Linked DNA regions of Homo sapiens: region 1 is linked to region 2. Evidence: read pairs that join two places in POLR2A ChIA-PET (ENCODE). Cell type or tissue: endothelial cell of umbilical vein. All regions are shown on one strand. Each heading gives the region's core, and the rest is flanking DNA. Links, peaks and the distances in the headings are about the cores only. Region 1 overlaps WTIP (WT1 interacting protein). Region 2 overlaps UBA2 (ubiquitin like modifier activating enzyme 2).

Region 1 (10,888 bases), core at 1,151-9,150, 56 kb after region 2:
TGTGGTCCCTGATTCCATCCACTGATCATAGGCACCTGCACAGCAGCGACCCTCATGTCTGTCTGCTTCCTTTTTTTTTTTTTTCTTTGAGACGGAGTCTTACTCTGTCGGCCAGGCTGGAGTGCAGTGGCGGGATCTTAGCTCACTGCAACCTCCGCCCCCCAGGTTCAAGTGATTCTGCTGCCTCAGCCTCCCAAGTAGCTGGAATTACAGGTGCCTGCCACCTCGCCTGGCTAATTTTTGTATCTTTAGTAGAGATGGTGTTTCACTATCATGGCCAGGCTGGTCTTGAACTCCTGACCTCCTGATCCACCCACCTCGGCCTCCCAAAGTGCTGAGATTACAGGCGTGAGCCATTGTGCCTGGCCTCTTCTTTTTTTGGAGACATCTCACTCTGTTACCCAGGCCGGAGTGCAGTGACATGATCATAGCTCATTGCAGCCTCAAACTCCCAGGCTTAAGTGATCCTCCTGCCTCAGACTCCTGAGTAACTGGGACCACAGGTGCATGCCACCATGCCTGGATATTTTTAAAAATTTTTGTAGAGATGAGGGTCTCGCTGTGTTTCCCAGGCTAGTCTGGAACTCTTCGGCTCAAGTGATCCTCCCACTTCGGCCTCCCAAAGTGCTGGGATTACAGGCATGAGCCACTGCACCCAGCCCGCTTCCTTATTTCCTTCAGGCCTTTGCTCAAGTATCACCTGGTGAGTGAGGCTTCTGTGAATACCTGGTTTAAAAATCACACATCCTTGGCCGGGCATAGCAGTACCTGCCTGTGGACCCAGCTTCTTGGGAGGCCGAGGTGGGAGGATTGCTTGAGCCCAGGATGTCAAGGCTGCAGTGAGCTATGATTACACCACTGGACTCCAGCCTGGGCAACAGAGCGAGACTCTCCTAAAAAAAAAAAAAAAGGCCGGGAGCAGTGGCTCACACCTGTAATCCCAGCACTTTGGGAGGCCAAAGTGGGTGAATCACCTGAGGTCAGGAATCCATGACCAGCCTGGCCAACATGGTGAAACCCTATCTCTACTAAAAATACAAAAAATTAGCCAGGTGTGGTGGCACATGCCTGTAATCCCAGCTACTCGGGAGGCTGAGGCAGGAGAATCTCTTGAACCTGGGTGGTGGAGGTTGCAGTGAGTCGAGATCACGCCACTGCACTCCAACCTGGGCGACAGAGCGAGACTCTATCTAAAAAAAAAAAAAAAAAAAAAAAATCCTGCATCTAACGCCGTAGCACTCGTCTCTGCCTGACGTTATTTGACTGCTGTTCTCTGCCACCTTCCACTCGATGCAAGCTTCTTGAAGGTGGGGACCTGGGTGCATTGCAGACTGAGTGGTGCCTGACCTTAGGGGCATGTGACTCATCTGTGTGCTGACTGACCAAGAGAATAAGTGGACCCTGGCATACAGAGGAGGACAGAGTGGGTACAGAGGAGGACAGAGTGGGTACAGAGGAGGACAGAGTGGCTGCAGAGGGGTGGTGACTGCCCCTGAGTGCCCATGTGGTCTTCATTCTTTGTGTCTGGGTCACAAAACATGTTGAAGAACAGGATTTGGTTCACAAACAGCATGAAGGATTTTCCCTCAGTCCAAGAGCAGGCCATGGATGAAAGGGCTTAAAGCAACTGTCTTGGTATAAAGATACCATGATAGGCTGGGTGTGGTGACTCCACGCCTGTAATTGCAGCACTTGGGGAAGCCCAGGCAGGAGGATTGTTTGAGCCCACCCTGGGCAACTGGGCAACACAGCAATACCCTGTCTCTACAAAAGAAAAAATCAGCCGTGCGTGATGGCATGTGCCAGAAGTCCTAGCTACTTGGGAGGCTGAGGCTGGAGGATCGCTTGAGCCTAGGAGGTTGAGGCTGCAGTGAGCTGTGATTGCACCACTGCACTCCAGCCTGTGGGACAGAGCGAGATCCTGTCTCTCTCCCAAAAAAAACCTAAAAGTGGTTGGGTGCAGTGGCTCATGCCTGTAATGCCAGCACTTTGGGAGGCCAAGGCAGGAGGATCGCTTTAACCCAGGAGTTTGAAACCAGCCTGGGCAACATAGTGAGACTCTGTCCCTATTTATAAATCAAAAACCAAAAGAATCTATCAGAACAGTTGTGATGGACAGCTTTGATTAGCTCCGACTCTGCCCTGGGTGCTCGGCCAAGCCCTTGAATCCTCAGACAGCAGCAGCGGCAATCCCTGGGTCGTGGCCACCCTGATGGTGCCCATGTTGGTCATCAGTAATCGAGTGATGTTGGCCTAGGAAAGTTAGCATCCCCCAGGTCAAGCGGGTGGGCGGTGTCAAGACGGGGAGTCCGTCGGTGTGGCATAGGCTGTGGCGCTAACCCCTGCTCTCTCCTGCCTCTCCTCTCCTAGGCATTTGCATCAAGTGTGGGCTTGGCATCTACGGAGCCCAGCAGGCGTGCCAGGCAATGGGGAGTCTTTATCACACTGACTGCTTCACCTGCGACTCGTGTGGTAGGTAACCTCGTGCCCTGGGTAGCTCTGTGAAGGGGACCTGCCACATCATCCCCATTCCCCTCAAACTGCCTTGCCCCTGAGTCCAGGCAGATGGACCACCTGGCTCTGGCCCAGGCTGGGCTGTGGAGGACTCTGTCTGGGGAGGAGGCATGGGGCCCCTGAGGAGCCTTTTGCTGGCTGTAGGACAGGGCTGCCCCCTGGTCGTCAGCTGTGGATCCTCTGTGCCACGCAGGGCACTAATGCGCTCATGTCACCCAGCTGCCTGGGAGCAGCGTCAGAAGCCCATGAAGGACCTTCTGCCTGTCTGGACATACGACTAATATTTCTTTTTCCTGCTATCTATTTTTGTTGTTGTTGTTGAGACAGAGTCTTAATCTGTTGCCCACGCTGGAGTGCAGTGGAATGATCTCGGCTCACTGCAGCCTCTGCCTCCCGGTTTCAAGAGATTCTCCTGCCTCAGCCTCCCAAGTAGCTGGGATTATAGGCACACGTGCCACCACGCTCGGCTAATTTTTTTTTTTTTTTTAGGTAGAGATGGGGTTTTACCATGTTGGCCAGGCTGGTCTCAAACTCTTGAGCTCAAGTGATCCGCCTGCCTCGGCCTCTCAAAGTGCTGGGAGTACAGGTGTGAGCCACTGCGCCTGGCCTACAATTTATTTTTGATCATAATTTTACACCCAACATAAACTATAAGTGTTATAGTTTAACCTAGACAAAGTTATAAAAAGAAAAAAGGAACTATAATCCAACCACCCTAATAAATATCCACTCTTGGTTTGCCCACTGTTCTTCCAGACCTTGCCTTAATCAGACATCTTTTATGTATTTGCACGTTTTTTAATTTTAATTTTATATTTTTTTTTTGAGACAGTCTCGCTCTATTGCCAGACTGGAGTGTAGTGGTGTGATCTCAGCTCACTGCAACCTCCGTCTCCCTGGTTCAAGCGATTCTTCTGCCTCAGCCTCCCGAGTAGCTGGGATTACAGGCACACGCCACCACTCCCAGCTAATTTTTGTATTTTTTTAGTGAGATGGGATTTCACCATGTGGCCAGGATGGTCTCGATCTCCTGACTTTGTGATCCGCCTGCCTTGGCCTCCCACAGTGCTGGGATTATAGGTGTGAGTCACCTTGCCCGGTAAAATACCCTAGAAACTTCTATCTTGTACCCCCACTTGTTTTTTGAGACAGAGTCTCGCTCTCCCCGAGGCTGGAGTGCAGTGGCGAGATCTCGGCTCACTGCCACCTCCGTGTCCCAGTTTCAAGTGATTCGCCTGCCTCAGCCTCCCGAGTAGCTGGGACTATAGGCGCGCAACACCACGCCCGGCTAATTTTTTGTATTTTTAGTAGAGATGTGGTTTCATAGTGTTAGTCAGGATGGTCTCGATCTCCTGACCTCGTGATCCATCTGCCTTGGCCTCCCAAAGTGCTGGGATTACAGGCGTGAGCCACCGCGCCTGGCCCTATCTTGCCCTTTTTCAGTTGATCCCTGTATGTCCCCCATCACATTTGCCCAACTGGTATTCTGATTTCTACCACTGTAGAAAAGTTTTGTCCATTCTAGAACTTAACATAAATGCATTCCTATAGTGCATACTCTTTAATGGCTGATCTTGTGTTCAATGTCTTTTTTTTTTTTTTTTTTTTTAAGAAGCAGGGTCTTATGTCTTCATCCAGGCTGAAGTGCAGTGGCCCAATCACGGCTCACTGCAGCCTTGACTTCCTGGGCCCAAGTGATCTTCCTGCCTCAGCCCCACAATGAGTAGTGGGACTACAGACACGTACCACCACGACTGGCTAATTTTTTTTTTTTTCCTAGAGACAGGGTCTTGCTATGTTGCCCAGGCTGGTCTTGAACTCCTGGGCTCAAGCGATGCTCCTGCCTCAGCCTCCCAGGAGGCTGGGAGGCTGAGGCAGGAGGATCACTTGAGCTTGGGAGGTTGAGGCTGCAGTGAGCCATGATTGTGCCATTGCACTCCAGCCTAGGTGACAGAGCGAGACCCTGTCTTAAAAAAAAAAATACCAGCCTGGCCAACATAGTGAAGCCCCATCTCTACTAAAAATACAAAAATTAGCCAGGCACCTGTAGTCCCAGCTACTTGGGAGGGTGAGGCAGGAGAATCGCTTGAACCCGGGAGTCAGAGGTTGCAGTGAGCCAAGATCACGCCACTGCACTCCAGCCTGGGCGACACAGTGATACTCTGTATCAAAAAAAAAAAAAAAAAAAGATTCATTCCCGAAAATTTGCTGTGAATTCAACTGATCTTCAAGTGAATGTGTTTATTAACCAACACATGTATTTACATGAGCAAAATATTTATTCATATATTTGTTTTGGCAACCTTTTTAAATAACTCTGTCGACAATGTGTTCTGTTTAATTTTTTTCTGAAATTTTGTTATTATAACAATAACAACATAATATTAAAGGGAAATTTAGAAAACCACCCATAACCCAGTGTCTCATCTGTTGGAGGAGGGTGCTGAGAGCTGGAAGCACGGCTCCATCCCTGGTCCCCAGCGTTCCAGGGACCCCTCTCAACCCTCACCCTTGCAGGGAGACGACTCCGTGGGAAGGCGTTCTACAACGTGGGTGAGAAAGTGTACTGCCAGGAGGACTTCCTGGTGAGTCCAAGCTGTGCCCTGGCAGTGCCAGGGGTGGGAGGTGGGGCAGGGACCCTCATTCTGACTCGAGTGGAGACCTGAGGCCAGGAGGCAGGTGCTAGCTGGGCCGCGAGTGCCCCTTTGTCACACAATGTCCTGGATCCTGTGTCCCCTCCCAGTACTCCGGGTTCCAGCAGACGGCCGACAAATGCAGCGTGTGTGGACATCTCATCATGGAAATGGTGAGCCCCTGCCCCAGCCTCCTGGAGCCCCTCTGACGTGGGTGGAGTCTGAGGACTCTACCGTCTCCCCTGCTCCAGACCTGCCAGGGGTTCAGGGCCAGAGCCTCTCCCAGGGCGGTGCTGAGCCTCCTGCCCGCGCTGACCCCTCAGTGTGCCCCGCCCACAGATCCTGCAGGCCCTGGGCAAGTCCTACCACCCAGGCTGCTTCCGGTGCTCCGTGTGCAATGAGTGCCTGGACGGGGTTCCCTTCACCGTGGACGTGGAGAACAACATCTACTGCGTGCGAGACTATCACACGTGAGTTGCTGGTGCTGTGGAGCAGGCGGGACTCGGGCCGTCCTCCCTGGCTCCTCTGGAAGCATTTTTTTCCTGCTGGACTGACTGCCCTTTGTTCTTGGCCTTTTGCCTTCCGCCTCCCCTTGTACACCTGGGCTTGGGGCAGGCATGTGTCTCTGCCTGCATCCCCTCTCCTGGTGGTCCGGCCACCAGCTGTCTTTTGCCTCTTCTCTCCCTATCGTGGCCTGCATGCTTCTCTACTCCTGGCACAGGGGACCCTCCTGGCTGCAGTACCCACCATCTTTCCCCCTCCTCCCCTCCATCCCCTGCCAGGCCAGGCCTCTTTCAGCTGGGGCAGGGGCTTGGGATCTCTGCAGCCCCCTTCTCCTGCCTGTCTGATCCCTGATCTGTTTCCTCCTACCGTGACTCCAGGTTTATTCCTGGGAGCTCTGGTTCTGAGCAGGGCCTTCCGTGGGATTGGAGTCCTGGGCAGAGGTCCCTGGTACTCAGGGTGAAGCCAGGTCTCACAGTGGTCCTAGCTAGTGGTGTCCCAGACCTGGACATTAAGAACTCACAGGAAACATGGGGGCAGATGGCAGAGCAGAACCTGAAGGCATCCTGGAGGAGGTGATTGGGTGGAGATGAAATGAGCAGTCAGATAAGAGGCCAGGGCCGGGCATGGTGGCTCATGCCTGTAATCCCAGCACTTTGGGAGGTCGAGGTGGGTGGATCGCTTGAACCCAGGAATTTGAGACCAGCCTGGGCAACATAGTGAGACCCCATTTCTATTAAAAAAAAAAAAAGAAGAGGCCAGTACAGGAAGGCATGGCAGAAGCTGTTCCCTGTCTGCCCCGAGGTGTGCACACAGGGAGAGAGGGCCTGATACTTGGGCTACGTCAGTGGGTTCCTGTGGGTGCCCCTGTGCTTGTGCCCTTGGCCTCTGGTCACTCAGCTGATCACTTCTGGTTTCCTTTATTTCTCTAGGGTTTTTGCACCAAAATGCGCCTCCTGTGCCCGTCCTATCCTCCCTGCACAGGTAGGAGCCACTCACCCAGAGATGATCAGGTGCCTGGCCCAGCCGGCTGCTGTCCTGTCTAGCCTGGGTCTAGCCCAGGTCTTGGGCGACAGTGGGAGGGATGAGCAGGTGCTTCTCCGCAGATCTTTCAGGGCTGAGGGATGTGTGTTGTGCTTGTGTACGTGGGGTACAGCTGTCCCCTGGCACAAGGTCGAGGGAAGTGGTGGCCCCTGCCGCTCAGCTGCCCCACTGCCAGCCTCTGCTCCATTCTCCATTGATGGAAGGGCCGTTCCCTGGGTCTTCTCAGCTCTGCAGGCTGAGGTGGGGGTGCTGGGGGAGCAGATGAGAGATGGACGTGGTCTGTGCGGGAGCCACCCATGGGTGCTACAGCTCTCCTGGCCTGGGGTCTTCCCACAGTGCTGGCTCTGTCCCAGGCTGGTGTGCCTGGCAAAGCAGAACTGGCAGTGCCCTTTTGAGACTCCAAGGAAGTGAAAACAGGCCGGGCACAGGGGCCCACGCCTGTAATCCCAGCACTTTGGGAGGCCAAGGTGGGATGATTGCTTGAAGCCAGGAGTTTGAGACCAGCCTGGGCCGCCTAGTGAGACCCCATTTCTACAAAAAAAATAAAAAATTAGCTGGGTGTGGTTGTGCATGCCTGTAGTCCCAGCTACTTGGGAGGCTAAGGCAGGAGGATTGCTTGAGCCCAGGAGTTTGAGGCCGCAGTGAGCTGTGATTGCACCACTGCACTCCAGCATGGGCAACAGAGAGAGACCCTGTCTCTTAAAAAAAAAAAGGATCAGTGAGGTGAAAATAATGTCCACATCCATTGACAAACACGTGACACTCTTGTGGGCCTTTGTGCGTACTGTGGGCTGTGATCGTGGAGGACGCCTAAGGCCCGCATGTGTCTGTGTGTGTGCACCTGCTGGAGCCTGTCCCGCCCCACAGAAGCAGCGTGGCAGTGCTCCCCGGGGCGGGCGTGCACCTCCGCCGGGACAGGAGCGTGGTGTGTGGGAGTGTACACTCACGCAGTTTGCCTCCAGTCCCCACATGCTCATCGTGTGTGAACTCCTTCTCTTCCTCCAGGGCTGCGAGACAACCATCCGTGTGGTGTCCATGGACAGAGACTACCACGTGGCATGTTACCACTGTGAGGTGAGCCTGGGCCCACAGGAGGCTGGCAGCTGGGGCAGGCCTCCTCCCACAGGGCTCTCCTCTCTGGGTGTTCTGTGGGCTTACCTTATCAAAATTTTAGTTTTGCCAGGCTCGGTGGTTCATGCCTGTAATCCCAGCACTTTGGGAGGCTGAGGAGGGTGGATCACCTGAGGTCAGGAGTTCGAGACCAGCCTGGCCAACATGGTGAAACCCCGTCTCTACTAAAAATACAAAAATTAGCCAGGCGTGGTGGCGGGCACCTGTAGTCCCAGCTACTCAGGAGGCTGAGGTAGGAGAATCGCTTGAACCTGGGAGGCAGAGGTTGCAGTGAGCCGAGATTGTGCCATTGCACTCCAGCCTGGGCAACAAGAGTGAGACTCTGTCTCAAAAAAAATTTTTTTTTAAAATTTTTATTTATTAGAGACAAGATCTCACTCTTGCTCAGACTGGAGTGCAGTGGCACGATTATAGCTCACTGGAGCCTCAACCTCCTGGCTCAAGCTATCTTCTTATCTCAACCTCCTGAGTAGCTATCACCACAGGCTCGCGCCGCCACATTCAGCTAATTTTGTTAATTTTAGTAGAGATGGGGTTTCATCATGTTACCCAGGCTGGTCTTGAACTCCTGGGCTCAAGCGATCCACCTGCCTTGGCCTCCCAAAGTGCTGGGACTGCAACGTGAGTCACCGCGCCAGCCTCACCTATTTTATGGCGTCTACCCCATTCTACCTGTCCTTTTCCTGCCCCGCAGAGAGTGCACTGGGGGAGGGAGTGAAGGCAGGTGCTCCCTGAGCAGCTGGAGGAGTCAGGGTTGGGGGCCTGGGTTCACAGAGGTGGGCTGAGTTGAGTGATGGTTAGGCCGTAGAAAGGACTGGATTTGGCAAGTGTCTGGATGTGGGGGGTTGGGGGTTGGGGGTTGGGAGGTGTTCATGAGAACCCCAGCAAAGAGTGAGGGCAGGGGGAAGAGGGGATGGGATGCTCTCATTTTTGGTAGCTGGAGATGTCCAGTAGACCTGTAAGTGGGCGGGGGTTCAGCGACCCTGCCGACAGCTGTGGGAATTTGGGGTCACTGGCGTGTGGCGCTCTCTTCTCTGAATCTTTTTTTTTGTTGAGATGAGTCTCACTCCGTTGCCCAGGCTGCAGTGCAGTGGCACTATCTCAGCTCACTGCAAGCTCCGCCTCCTGGGTTCAAGCAATTCTCCTGCCTCAGCCTCCTGAGTAGCTGGGACTACAGGCACCCACCACCACACCCGGCTAGTTTTTGTGTTTTTAGTAGTGACAGGGTTTCACCATGTTGGCTGGGCTGGTCTCAAACTCCTGACTTCAAGTGATCCACCCGCCTTGGCCTCCCAAAGTGCTAGGATTACAGGCTTGAGCCACCACACCAGGCCTTCTTTTCTGAATCTTGGCCCTGGGAATTCCAGTTGCCTTGGCCTCCCCAGATTCTCAACTCAAGGAGACCACGGGGCTCCCCTGGGCAGCTGGAGCAGTCTCCAGGCAGTCAGTCGGGTGTTGTGGGGTACACTTCTCAGATTTCCCCTCTCTGAGAGATGATGGGCCTCCCTGGTCTGTTGTCCGGGGTCTGAGAGTCACTGTCATCTGTTTAGCCTGTTGCTCTCGTTGTTAAAGGTGGGAGGGGAAATCCAATTTCTCTTCCTCCGTTCTGGCGGGAAGCAAGGGTCCCATGATGGACACAGGGACGGCAGCTGAAGCCAGGGAGCAAGTGAGGTCTTCCAGGATGAGTTGGAAAAGAAGGAGTGGGGGTCAGGATAGCTCAGGGAGCACTGTCATTTAAGGACACACACAGGCGAAGTGGCCACAAAGGGAGACTGAGGAGGCCTGGGCAGGAGAACCAGGAGGCTGCCGGCGACCGCGCCCCAGCAAGAGCAGAGCAAGTGGCGGTGGGGAATCTGCAGTAGCAATCAGGGATCCCTTGGGTGACAAGGTCTCCTGGGTGCAGGCGAGTGGCCCCATGGGAGCACCGATTGTGTCAGGGTACCCAGGAGGGAGGACAAGGAGCAGGGATGGTCTGCAGAGGGGCCAGGGCTCCCCTCCAGCCCTAACAGGACCTCCGCGTCCCTCCACTTGCTGGGCCGTCCTGTGGACTGTGCGGTCCCCTGCAGATTGTCCAGTACCGAGGGCAGCAAAAGGTTGACGCTGAGAGTGAGAGCGGGGCAGGCGGCTGGTGGTGGTGCTGTGCTGCCGCGAGGCTGTTGGATGGGGACTGATACCTCCGGGACCCCGCACTCCTCCCTGGCCTGGTGTGCAGCGGTCGGTAGCAGGGCCCAGCCAGTGGCCTGTGGTGGGACAGACAGGAGACCAGGGAAAGGAGTGATGTGGTGTCACTGCAGCAGCCCAGCTCCCTTCCCTGCGCAGGGCGGGCCAGGTGTTGGTGTCAGGGGCTCTGGGTAACGGGTCAAAGCCGCCAGCATTCCAGCCCCGAGCCCGCAACGGTAAAAACTGCGAGATAGGGTACTTGAAGCCCGCCCCCTGCTTCCCAGGTCCTCTCACCATTGCCTCTTCAGACCACCCGGGGGTGGCATTCATCCCTTCACCCTGCTCCAGGGACCCCTGTGTGGTGGGAACTGGTGGACACTTCCTTCCGGGCCCCCCAGCAGCTTGGAGCACAGGGCCGCTCCCTCCTCCACCCACTTGCTTCACTTTGCCCTCGGGGCTGCCAGGTTGTGGTTGTCTTCACTTTCGTTTCTCCTTGAGTCTCTTCTGCCCAGGCCTGTTCTCTTCCCACCTCCTCATGGAAGGTTCTGCTGTTTGCCGTCTTCTCTTTTCTAGTGATCTGCACCCCCTGGAAGAGGTGGTCTCCTGTTTTGTCTTTAAAAACCATCACGTGACCGGGCGCGGTGGCTCACGCCTGTAATCCCAGCACTTTGGGAGGCCGAGGCGGGCGGATCACGAGGTCAGGAGATCGAGACCATCCTGGCTAACACGGTGAAACCCCGTCTCTGCTAAAGATACAAAAAATTAGCTGGGCGTGGTGGCGGGCGCCTGTAGTCCCAGCTACTCGGGAGGCTGAGGCAGGAGAATGGCGTGAACCCGGGAGGCGGAGCTTGCAGTGAGCTGAGATCATGCCACTGCACTCCAGTCTGGGCGAGACTCTGTCTCAA
Region 2 (10,888 bases), core at 1,007-9,006:
AGTCCTTGTTTGAGGTACTGGAATTGAGGTACTTAACACTTTCTCAGGGCATTTGTATCTCCGGATTGTGTTTTTTTTGTGTGTGAGATAGGGTTTTGCGCTTATTGCCCAGGCTGGAGTACAGTGGCATGATCTTGGCTCACTGCAACCTCCGCCTCCTGGGTTCAAGCGATTCTCCTGTCTCAGCCTCCTGAGTAGTTGGGATTACAGGCGCACGCCACCACACTCAGCTAATTTTTGTATTTTAGTAGGCGGGGTTTCATCATGTTGGCCAGGCTGGTCTCAAACTCCCGACCTCAGGTGATCCACCCGCCTTGGCCTCCCAAAGTGCAGGGATTACAGGCGTGAGCCACTGCACCCGGCCTGTATCTCCGGCTTGTTTTTTAGTTTTTTACTCTGTGAACCTGCCTGTAGCCCTATAACCTCCTTACCCTGTGTTGCTTTCCCAGTGCTGCTAAAAACAGAGACCCTAGGGGCCTGAACCCTGCCTGATCCTGATCATGTGAGGTGAAGTCAGAGGCCAGGCAGATCCTGGGAATGTGTTCTTTATGCGTTCCCAGGCACTTGCTGCCCAAAGAAGGCCTAGTGGGACTAGTGAAGTCATGCCATCTTTCTGCCAGTTTGAGATCTTTCTCTTGTGCCCTAGCTGGCCAAAAAGGATAGGAATTTGAAGGAAATAATTTCTTTAAAATCTGCTTATGTTTGGAAAGAGTCAAACCTTACTATCTATATGACATATAATCCTGATATCAGTTTTGTTTACAGTTACTATGTTTTTTTCAGAACTGTTTATTATACTGCAAAGATCATGTGGAAGGCTAGTTATTTTGGTGACCTTTTTTTATTTTGTTTTGTAGCCCTGACTATAATGTGGAATTTTTCCGACAGTTTATACTGGTTATGAATGCTTTAGATAACAGAGGTGAGGTTATTTTAATACTTTTAATTTCTCAGTATTTCCTCTCTCCCATATCAAATTTGTTTACAAATTTAATATTTATTAGACTATTGTGATTTAGAACTTAAAAGACTTAAGAGAAATGATCGAGTTTAAAGCATGCCCATTGATTGCAGTTTTATATAGAAATGACTTATTCCAGGCGGGAATTTAGCTATCATATTCTCTGCATTTCTACCAAAAGGTATAAATAGAAGTGAAGTGAAAAGCTCTCAAAAAGTGTGACTGTGGCTCAGCACAGTGGCTCACGCCTGTAATCCCAGCACTTTGAGAGACCAAGGCAGGAGGATCACTTGAGGTCAGGAGTTCGAGACCAACCTAGTCAACATGGTGAAACCGTCTCTACCAAAAAACACAAAAATTAGCCGGTGTGGTGGCATGTGCCTGTAGTCCCAGCTTCTCCGGAGGCTGAGGTGGGAGAATCGCTTGAAGCCAGGAGGCAGAGGTTGCAGTGAGCCTAGATCACACCACTACACTCCAGCCTTGGTGACAGAGTGCGACCCTGTCTCAAAAAAAGAAAAAGTGTGACTGGAGGGTGGGGTGGGGGATGCTTGAGTGATATTCTTTGTCTGTAATTACTTCCACATGTAAAAGTATATCTACTAAGTGAGTTTACAACAAGTTGGGCCAGAAATATCTAAATAAAAAACACAAGGAAAAGTCAAAATTACGTTTATTTTTTAAGGCTTGGGGGGTCTCACTGTTGCCCAGACTAGAGTGCACTGGTGTGATCATAACTCACTGAAGCCTTCAAATGGGCTCAGGTGATACTCTTACCTCAACCTCTGCAGTAGCTACTCTGCAGACAGGTACCACCATACCCGGCTAATTTTTTTATGTTTATTTTTGTAGGGATGAAGTCTTGCTTTGTTGCCCAGGCTGGCCTCGAACTCCTGGCTTCAAGCAGTCCTCCCACCTCAGCCTCCCAGAATGCTGAGATTATGGGCATGAGCCAGTGCTCCTGGCGTGAAATTACTCTCTTAACCTGACTCATCTTTTTTCCCTAGCCTTAAACTACTTTAATAGTTCCAAGTTGATATTCCACATTCTGCCTTCATTTCTATCATGTATTATCTGCTAGTTATATTAGAATAGTGGTGAGTTTAGGAACACCTTGAAACAGTGTTTTGTGTAAGGTACAGCAATAGAAGAGAAATATGGCACGTTGGATTTTTAAGATTATGTGTTTCTGTGGGTACTTCTCCTGGAGTAAATTTGTGATATAAATTCTATTTGATATTTTGCTAAGTGAATGTCTCTTAAATGTCTGTAATTAACAGTTGTATTATTCTGGCCATAGCTATAAGAAAATTGTACAAAAAATGAAGCCAGTAAGATAGTTTTGAGTCTGTGTCATCCTAATTAAAGATAACTAATTTTTTTTTTCCCAAAAACTCATACTGTTTGTTTTACTTCCAGCTGCCCGAAACCATGTTAATAGAATGTGCCTGGCAGCTGATGTTCCTCTTATTGAAAGTGGAACAGCTGGGTATCTTGGACAAGTAACTACTATCAAAAAGGTAAAGAAAAGTTTTATTTTTTTAACTTCCCAAATATTTATTTGAGACCTTGGAGCAGGAGGAAATAAACTTTGTATTTATATAAAATGAACAGGTGAACATCCAAAATGTAAGGACTTTTATGCTTATATAAAACTTAAAATGCGGGGCCAGGTGCAGTGGCTCATACCTGTAATCCCAGCACTTCGGGAGGCCGAGGTGGGCGGATCACCTGAGGTCAGGAGTTTGAGACCAGCCTGGCAAGCATGGTGAAACCCCATCTCTACTAAAAATACAAAAATTAGCTGGACATGGTGGCCGGCGCCTGTAATCCCAGCTACTTGGGAGGCTGAGCCAGGCGAATCACTTGAACCTGAGAGGCAGAGGTTGCAGTAAGCTGAGATTGCACCACTGCCCTCCAGCCTGGGCTACAGATCAAGCCTCTGTCTCAAAAAACAAACTTAAAATGCTATAAACGTGCTCAAAAGACTATGGGCAAGGAAATCTTTCAGCTCTGCCATTTTGTTTCATTTGACTTTTGTATTAAAATCCTTAGAGTGGTAAGCATGATATACCAGGCATCAAAAATTTCTTTGTGTCGGCTGCGTGCAGTGGCTCATGCCTGTAATCCCAGCACTTTGGGAGGCTGAGGTAGGCAGATGACTTGAGGTCAGGAGTTCGAGACCAGCCTCTCCAATGTAGTGAAACCACGTCTCTACAAAAAATACAAAAATTAGCTGGGTGTGGAGGCGTGTACCTGTAATCCCAGCTAGTTGGGAGACTGAAGCATGAGAATTGCTTGAACCTCGGAGGTGGAGGTTACAGTGAGCCAAGATGGCACCACACTCCAGCCTGGGCAACAGAGTGAGACTCCATCTCAAAAAAAAAAAGCCAGGCGTGATGGCTCATGCCTGTAATCCCAGCACTTTTTGGGAACCCGAAGCGAGCGGATCACCTGAGGTCAGGATTTTGAGACCAGCCTGTCCAACATGGTGAAACCCTGTCTCTACTAAAAATACAAAAATCAGCGGGCGTGGTGGTGTGCACCTGTAATCCCAGCTACTTGGGAGGCTGAGGCAGGAGAATCCCTTGAACCGGGGAAGCGGAGGTTGCGGTGAGCTGAGATCACGCCATTGCACTCCAGCCTGGGCAACGAGCGAAACTCTGTCTCAAAAAAAAAAAAACCAAAAAATTCTGTTGTCTAAGAGTCTGGGCTTATAATGTGGAAGGGAACTTTGAAAACTTTTTAGGGGTGTATTTGTGAAGTACTTCAAACATTTAAATACAACTAGAGAATAATAGAACAAAATACCTGTGTGCTCATACCTCAGTTTTGTTTTGGTTTATTTATTTATTTGTTTATTTTTTTGAGACAGAATTTCGCTCTTGTTGCCCAGGCTGCAGTGCAGTGGCGCGATCTCAGCTCGCCGCAACCTCCGTCTCCCTGGTTCAAGCGATTCTCCTGCCTCAGTCTCCCGAGTAGCTGGGATTACAGGCGTGCGCCACCACGCCTGGCTAATTTTGTATTTTTAGTAGAGACGGGGTTTCTCTATGTTGGTCAGGCTGGTCTTCAACTCCTGACCTCAGGTGATCCACCTGCCTCGGCCTCCCAAAGTGCTGGGATTATAGGTGTGAGCCGCCATGCCTGGCACATATCTCAGTTTTTAAAACCTCAACACGGCTTCATTTGCTATTCAGATATTTTTTCTTTCAGTTCTTTTAAGAAGTTAAATATTGTAGTTACATTTGAAGAGTCGTTTTCCATGTTTTGAAACTATAGAAAGAGAATTATAATGTACTTAACATTTGCTGGTTGCGTCTAATTTTTTTTGGCAGCTTATTCATGTTAGAAATTGTGTCTTTGTTTCTTTTAACTGTTAAATGTTATTCTTGGAACCTTATTGAATACCATTCTACAAAAGACTGTTGTGTATGTCAGTGCGTATTAAGTTGTTGAATAAGTGGAGGCCTTCAGTATCTGTTGACAGATCAAGACGGAAGTTCTCTGTCTGCATTGCAGTATGAGTCTCATGACTGCTTGCCATGTGGCTACCCTCAAGAAAGCATATTGGAAGGCTGAGGGCATCAGAAATGGTGTTTCAGAGAAAACTCTAAATCTGCTGCAATTTATATTAAAACAGTATTTGAGAGTTTTGATTCTTGAACAATTAGCCTGGCTAATTTTTGCATTTTTGGTAGAGATGAGGTTTTGCCATGTTAGCCAGGCTGGTCTCAAACTCCTGACCTCAGGTGATCCGCCTGCCTTGGCCTCCCAAAGTGCTGGGATTACAGGTATGAGCCACCACGCCCGGCCAGACATTGCTTTTTATATCCTTGTTACTGTGATTCTGACACACCACTGTGTATTAAGACTGAAGGTGGCTGGGCATGGTGGCTTACGCCTGTAATCCCAGCACTTTGGGAGGCCAAGGCGGGCGGATCACCTGAGGTAAGGAGTTCGAGACCAGCCTGGCCAACATGGTGAAACCCCATCTCTACTAAAAATACAAAATTTAGCTGGGTGTGGTGGCACGCACCTGTAATCCCAGCTACTTGGGAGGCTGAGGCAAAAGAATCACTTGAACCCGGGAGGCAGAGGTTGTGGTGAGCCTAGATCACGCCATTGCACTCCAACCTGGGCAACGAGCGAAATTCCGTCTCAGACAAAAAGAAAAAAAGAAGAGACTGAGGTTAGGAATATCTGAGATAATGAAAGATGATTCATTTGATAGTTTTGAAAAGTTGTCTCAGGTGTCATGTACTTCTTCCAAGGCATAAATTCCTTAAATTGTAATTTTAAACTTGAATGTGTATCAATAAAATGGGCTGGGCGCAGTGGCTCACGCCTGTAATCCCAGCACTTTTGGGAAGCCAAGGCGGGCGAATCACATGAAGTCAGGAGTTCAAGACCAAGCTGGCCAACATGGAAAAACCCCGTCTCTACTAAAAATATGAAAATTAGCTGGGAGTGGTGGGAGATGCCTGTAATCCCAGCTCTTTGGGAGCCTGAGGCAGGAGAATTGCTTGAACCTGGGAGGCGGAGATTGCAGCCAAGATTATGCCACTGTACTCCAGCCAGGGTGACAGAGCAAGACTCCGTCTCCCCACCGCCAAAAAGAAACGTATATCAATAAAATGAAGAGTATTTGGTTTAGTAACACCTAAGATTTTTCTGTGTAGGGAGATATATCTTGAAATTAATCTTGTAGTTTACTTAATTTCAGGAGATTATAAGGATATGGCTGTATTCCCCAGACCCACTTAGTTTTGCTCAAAAAAAAAAAAAAAACACATATAAGAAAATGGCTGCGAATAATATTTAGATAACATTTACAACTTTGAGAAATAATTTCTTGGAAAGCTGCTGTTTGTCTTTCCAGTAGTTTTTCTGTTTAGTGTGATCAAGGTAAACTCATATTTGACACTCAGGTGTAGTAATTTTTATTTGGGCTTGTAAGTCATGTTCACTGAACCAGGAGTCGGCGTCCTGGCACAGCCTTAGCTATGACTGGTAGATTCAGTTAGCTTTTGTGTTAGTTTATCATAAAGTAAGCATTTTGGAGTCACTAATATTTTAAAATTTCCTTGACAACGTAAAACGTAGTTGGAATATAGATGAATGAAGTGTTTATATTACCTTATAATGTTGAGAAACTGCCATCATGGAGTAAATTTTTCTCATATCCTGACTTCATAGGGTGTGACCGAGTGTTATGAGTGTCATCCTAAGCCGACCCAGAGAACCTTTCCTGGCTGTACAATTCGTAACACACCTTCAGAACCTATACATTGCATCGTTTGGGCAAAGTACTTGTTCAAGTAAGAGTGTATATTTCTTGGCATGCTTTTCGGTACTGATGATGGAAAATGGAGTCATTTTTATTTAATTACCTTGAAGAGATTGAACTCAGGATGTTTAAATATGGTGAAGGGATGCTTTAGTAGCTTTCTTGCAGTATTTCTTAGGTTAAATGTAGCTGGCCGGGTGCGGTGGCTCACACCTGTAATCCCGGCACTTTGGGAAACTGAGGTGGTCGGATCACCTGAGCGCAGGAGTTTGAGACCAGCGTGGCCAGCATGGTGAAACACATCTCTACTAAAAATACAAAAATTAGTTGGCCGTGATGGCGAGTGCCTGTAATCCCAGCTACTCGGGAGGCTGAGGCAAGAGAATTGCTTGAACCCAGGAGGTGGAGGTTGGAGTGAGCCGAGATCGCGCCACTGCACTCCAGCTTGGCAACAGAGTGAGAATTTGTCTCAAAAAAAAAAAAAAAAAATGTGGCCATGACTGTTCAGGAAACTTAGTCTTATATTGGAGACAGCCATGTAACTAAGCGATAAAAATCTTTATATTTGGAAATGTGAACATTTACTTACAAATAACCCATTGGTTATAAAAGAAATCACAATGGAAGTTAAAAATACTCTGTACTGATAATGATGAAAATGCTATACCAGAATGTATTGAATGTGGTGGTTGGCAAAAAGTTACAGATTTACATACATGAAGAAAGGCTGAACATTAATTACTAAATCTTTACTAAGAATCCAATTTAAGTTAGAAAATGAACCACAGAATACACTTTAAGAAATGAGAATGGTGTGGGCATGGTGGCTCATGCCTCTAATCCCAGCACTGTGGGAGGGTGAGATGGGAGGATCCCTTGAGCCCAGGAGTTTGAGACCAGCCTGGGAAACATGGCAAAACCGTGTCTCTACAAAAAATAGAAAAATGAGCCAGGTGTACCTGTACTCCCAGCTACTTGGGAGGCCGAGGTAGGAGGATCAGTTGAGCCTGGGAGGTTGAGGCTGCAGTGAACCGAGATAGTGCCACTGCACTCCAGCCTGGGTGATAGTGAGATCCTGTCTTAAAATGAAGAAAGAAAGAAAAAAAGAATGAGAAGGAAGGATATTAATTGAAGTAAGAGCACATTTGATTACAAAATAGAAGAGGAGTAAGTGAGAACTAAACGGGGAATACAGATAGCAGAGATTAAATAGGCTATAAGAAAAAAAAGGGATGATAATAAGACCATGGTAGTACATAAAAAATTTAAATGATCTGGGTAAATACATTTTTAAAAACTTACTAAGTGCCCAGTGCGGTGGCTCAGGCCTGCAATCCCAGCACTTTGGGAGGCTGAGGTGGGTGGGTCACTTGAGGCCAGGAGTTTGAGAACAGCCTGGCCAACATGGCGAAACCCCGTCTCTACTATAAATACAAAAATTAACCAGGCGTGGTGGTGGGCATCTGTAGTCCCAGCTACTTGGGAGACTGAGCCATGAGAATCACTTGAACCCAGTGGGTGGAGATTGGGCCACTGCACTCCAGCCTGGGGGACAGCATGAGATGATGTTTCAAAAAAAAAAAAAAAATGAAAGGAAAATAGAATGCCTGAATTTAGCAGTATACCTTAGAGCAATGTAAGTAGTTTAAATTATTCTAAATAATGCACCGAACCTATGTTATTTTTACAGATTCATTTCACAAAACTTGCAAGGAGTATATTGTAATATTAGCTAAACTCTCCCTGAGAAATTTTTAAAAGGGAATACTACTTAGCTTGTGTTATTAGGCTAGCAATGTCTTTGATAGCAAAACCTGTCAAGGCCATTATGGCATAAGAAACAATTGCTAGTCAGTCTCACACCTAAATAATAGATGCAAAAATCCTATGTAAAATATTAGCATATCCTGGGAATGGGCGCAGTGTATCATGCCTGTAATCTCAGCACTTGGAAGCTGAAGCGGGTGGATCACCTGAGGTCAGGAGTTCAAGACCAACTTGGCCAATATGGCGAAATCCTGTCTCTATTAAAAATACAAAATTAGCCGGACATGGTGGTGGGCGCCTATAATCCCAGCTACTTGGGAGGCTGAGGCAGGAGAATTGCTTGAACCCGGGAGGTGGAGGCTGCAGTGAGCCGAGATCGCTCTGCTGCGCTCCAGCCTGGGCAACAGAGCAAGACTCCATCTCAAAAAAAAAAAAAAAAAAATTACCATATGGATCTAGAATCATATAAAATAAAAAGTGTGTCTTGACCACGTGTCTATTCAGGAATACAAGCATGGTTTAAACTAGAAAATCTGTAAATGTCATTCACTCATTAGGAAATTAAAGATAAACTATATAGTTTTCATAGATACAGAGAAAGCATTTGGTAAAATTTAGCAAATGGCCTTTCATGATGAAAGTTTCTACTAAAACAGAATAAAAACTTACTAGGCCGGGCGAGGTGGCTCACGCCTGTAATCCCAGCACTTTGGGAGGCTGAGGCGAGCGGATCACGAGGTCAGGAGATCGAGACCATCCTGGCTAACACGGTGAAACCCCATCTCTACTACAAATAAAAAAAATTAGCCGGATGTGGTGGTGGGTGCCTGTAGTCCCAGCTGCTCAGGAGGCTGAGGCAGGAGAATGGCGTGAACCCGGGAGGCGGAGGTTGCAGTGAGCTGAGATTGCACCACTGCACTCCAGCCTGGGCGACAGAGCGATACTCCGTCTCAAAAAAATAAAAAATAAATAAATAGATAAAATTAAAAATAAAAAAACTTCTTACTAAAATGAGAATGTTCTCAACCCGATAAAGGGTATTTTGTAGAAACCTTCAGCAAACATTGTCTTTAATTTTTGCACTCAGAAAAGTATACATAACAGTGTCAACTTGATAAATGTTCACAAAAACTACACTTGGAAGCTTTATTTATTTGGCAAACATTTTTTTTCTTTGGGAGGCTGAGGTGGGTGAATCACTTGAGGCCAGGAGTTTGAGAACTGCCTGGGCAACATGGCGAAACCCTGTCTCTACTAAAAATACAAAAATTAGTGGGGTGTGGTGGCACACGCCTGTAGTCCCACCTACTCGGGAGGCTGAGCCATGAGAGCCGCTTGAACCTGGGAGGCGGAGGTTGAAGTGAATGGAGATCATGCTACTGCACTCCAACCTGGGGGACAGAGCGAGACTGTGTCTCAGAAAAAGACAAAAAAAAAAAAAAGATAATGTGGCCAGGTGCAGTGACACACACCTGTAATCCCGGCTCTTTAGGAGGCCAAGGCAGGAGGATTGCTTGAGCCCAGCAGTTTGAGAGCAGTGTGGGCAACATAGTGAAACCCCATCACTACAAAAAATTTAAAAATTAGCAAGGCATGGTGGCACATGCCTGTGGTCCCAGCTACTTGGGAGGCTGAGGTGAGAGGATCACTTGAGCCTAGGAGGTCGAGGCTGCAGTGAGCTGTGATCACACCACTGCACACTAGCCTTGGGGACAGTAAGACCCTGTCACACACACAAAAAAGATAATCTGGCAAAATTAATATGAGCAGCATTTTTCACTCGAAGGGAAACCTAAATAAGCAATAAGCAAGTTATGTTTTAATCATAAGACTTACTTGGAAAATTAAGTATAAGACCATAGTAAGCTACAGATGCTTCTCAGATACTTCCCGATAAACTCATCATAAATAAAAAATACCATTAAGTAAAAAATGATGCTTTTTTTGTTGTTGTTTTTTTGAGATGGAGTTTCGCTCTTGTTGCCCAGGCTGGAGTGCAGTGCAACTGCAATCTCTGCCTCCTGGGTTCAAGCGATTCTCCTGCTCAGCCTCTCGAGTGGCTGGGATTACAGGCGTCTGCCACCACGCCCAGCTAATATTTGTATTTTAGTAGATACAGGGTTTCACCTTGTTGGCCAGGCTGGTCTCAAACTCCTGACTTCGGTTGATCCACCCGCCTCGGCCTCCCAAAGTGTTGGGATTACACATGTGAGCCACCACGCCCAGCCAAAAATGCATTTTAATATAACCTCAATAAACCTGTTGTAAAGGTGAAAAATCATTGGTGGACCATTTTAAATTAGCGGCTGTCTACTATTTTGCACTCACTAGTTGGCAAAGCGTTAATTTTAGGAAGTGTTAACATGCCATTGTTGGGAGTGACTATCAGAGCTTTGAAATTATAGTTGGGTGGGGGGTTGTACAAAGGATTTCTGTAAGATAACTTTCATTAATCATATACTTGAGGAAATACTGGAAACTTTTATATCCATGAGTTATTAAACAGTTTTTAGGATAACTTTATTAATAAAAGAGAATCTCAGCTTAATACTTTCAAATTGTTTGTTAACACTCTGTTCAGCAGTAAAGAGCCATTCTACCATGAAAAAAAGTTAATCTTGTTCATTGCTGAATTTCTATCCCCTAGATGGGGACTCTGCACCTGAGGTATATAATAATGTTTGTTGAACAGGTAGCTGCAGGTGTAAACACAAACATTATTCTGGTGTTAGAATGTTATCCAGGTTGTAAGTGAAAACCACTCACCTGTTTCTTGAGCAGAGGTTTTAACATTGAAATGTGCAGAGCCTCGCTGATAGGAATGGATGTAGGTCTGCTAAAATTTAACCTTGCTTACATTGCTGTTGAAATTGGGA

The links. Peaks named below come from ENCODE experiments on the same cell type or tissue, not always from the same donor. Only the 100,000 strongest peaks of a DNase experiment are listed, where the experiment ranks them.
Region 1: POLR2A ChIA-PET joins it to region 2 with 7 read pairs; 12 of 35 experiments call an interaction of 5 or more read pairs at or near these places.

What each region holds. Positions count from the first base shown.
Region 1 is chr19:34,488,006-34,498,893 of GRCh38, forward strand. It overlaps WTIP (WT1 interacting protein), which reads left to right. Exons shown (of 8, transcript NM_001080436.2): 2 at 2,371-2,472; 3 at 5,032-5,099; 4 at 5,258-5,320; 5 at 5,487-5,617; 6 at 6,581-6,632; 7 at 7,698-7,766. Among named protein-coding and RNA genes, the nearest start is that of WTIP, 12 kb to the left of the region's middle. RefSeq lists enhancers at 9,379-10,266, 10,267-10,888. In endothelial cell of umbilical vein, for the core only: no CTCF peak of the experiment used is centred there; no DNase peak of the experiment used is centred there.
Region 2 is chr19:34,432,491-34,443,378 of GRCh38, forward strand. UBA2 (ubiquitin like modifier activating enzyme 2) reads left to right here. Exons shown (of 17, transcript NM_005499.3): 4 at 858-922; 5 at 2,378-2,478; 6 at 6,155-6,276. Among named protein-coding and RNA genes, the nearest start is that of UBA2, 9.6 kb to the left of the region's middle. RefSeq lists a silencer at 5,171-5,328. In endothelial cell of umbilical vein, for the core only: no CTCF peak of the experiment used is centred there; a DNase peak (open chromatin) is centred at 4,371; H3K27ac peaks cover 737 bases.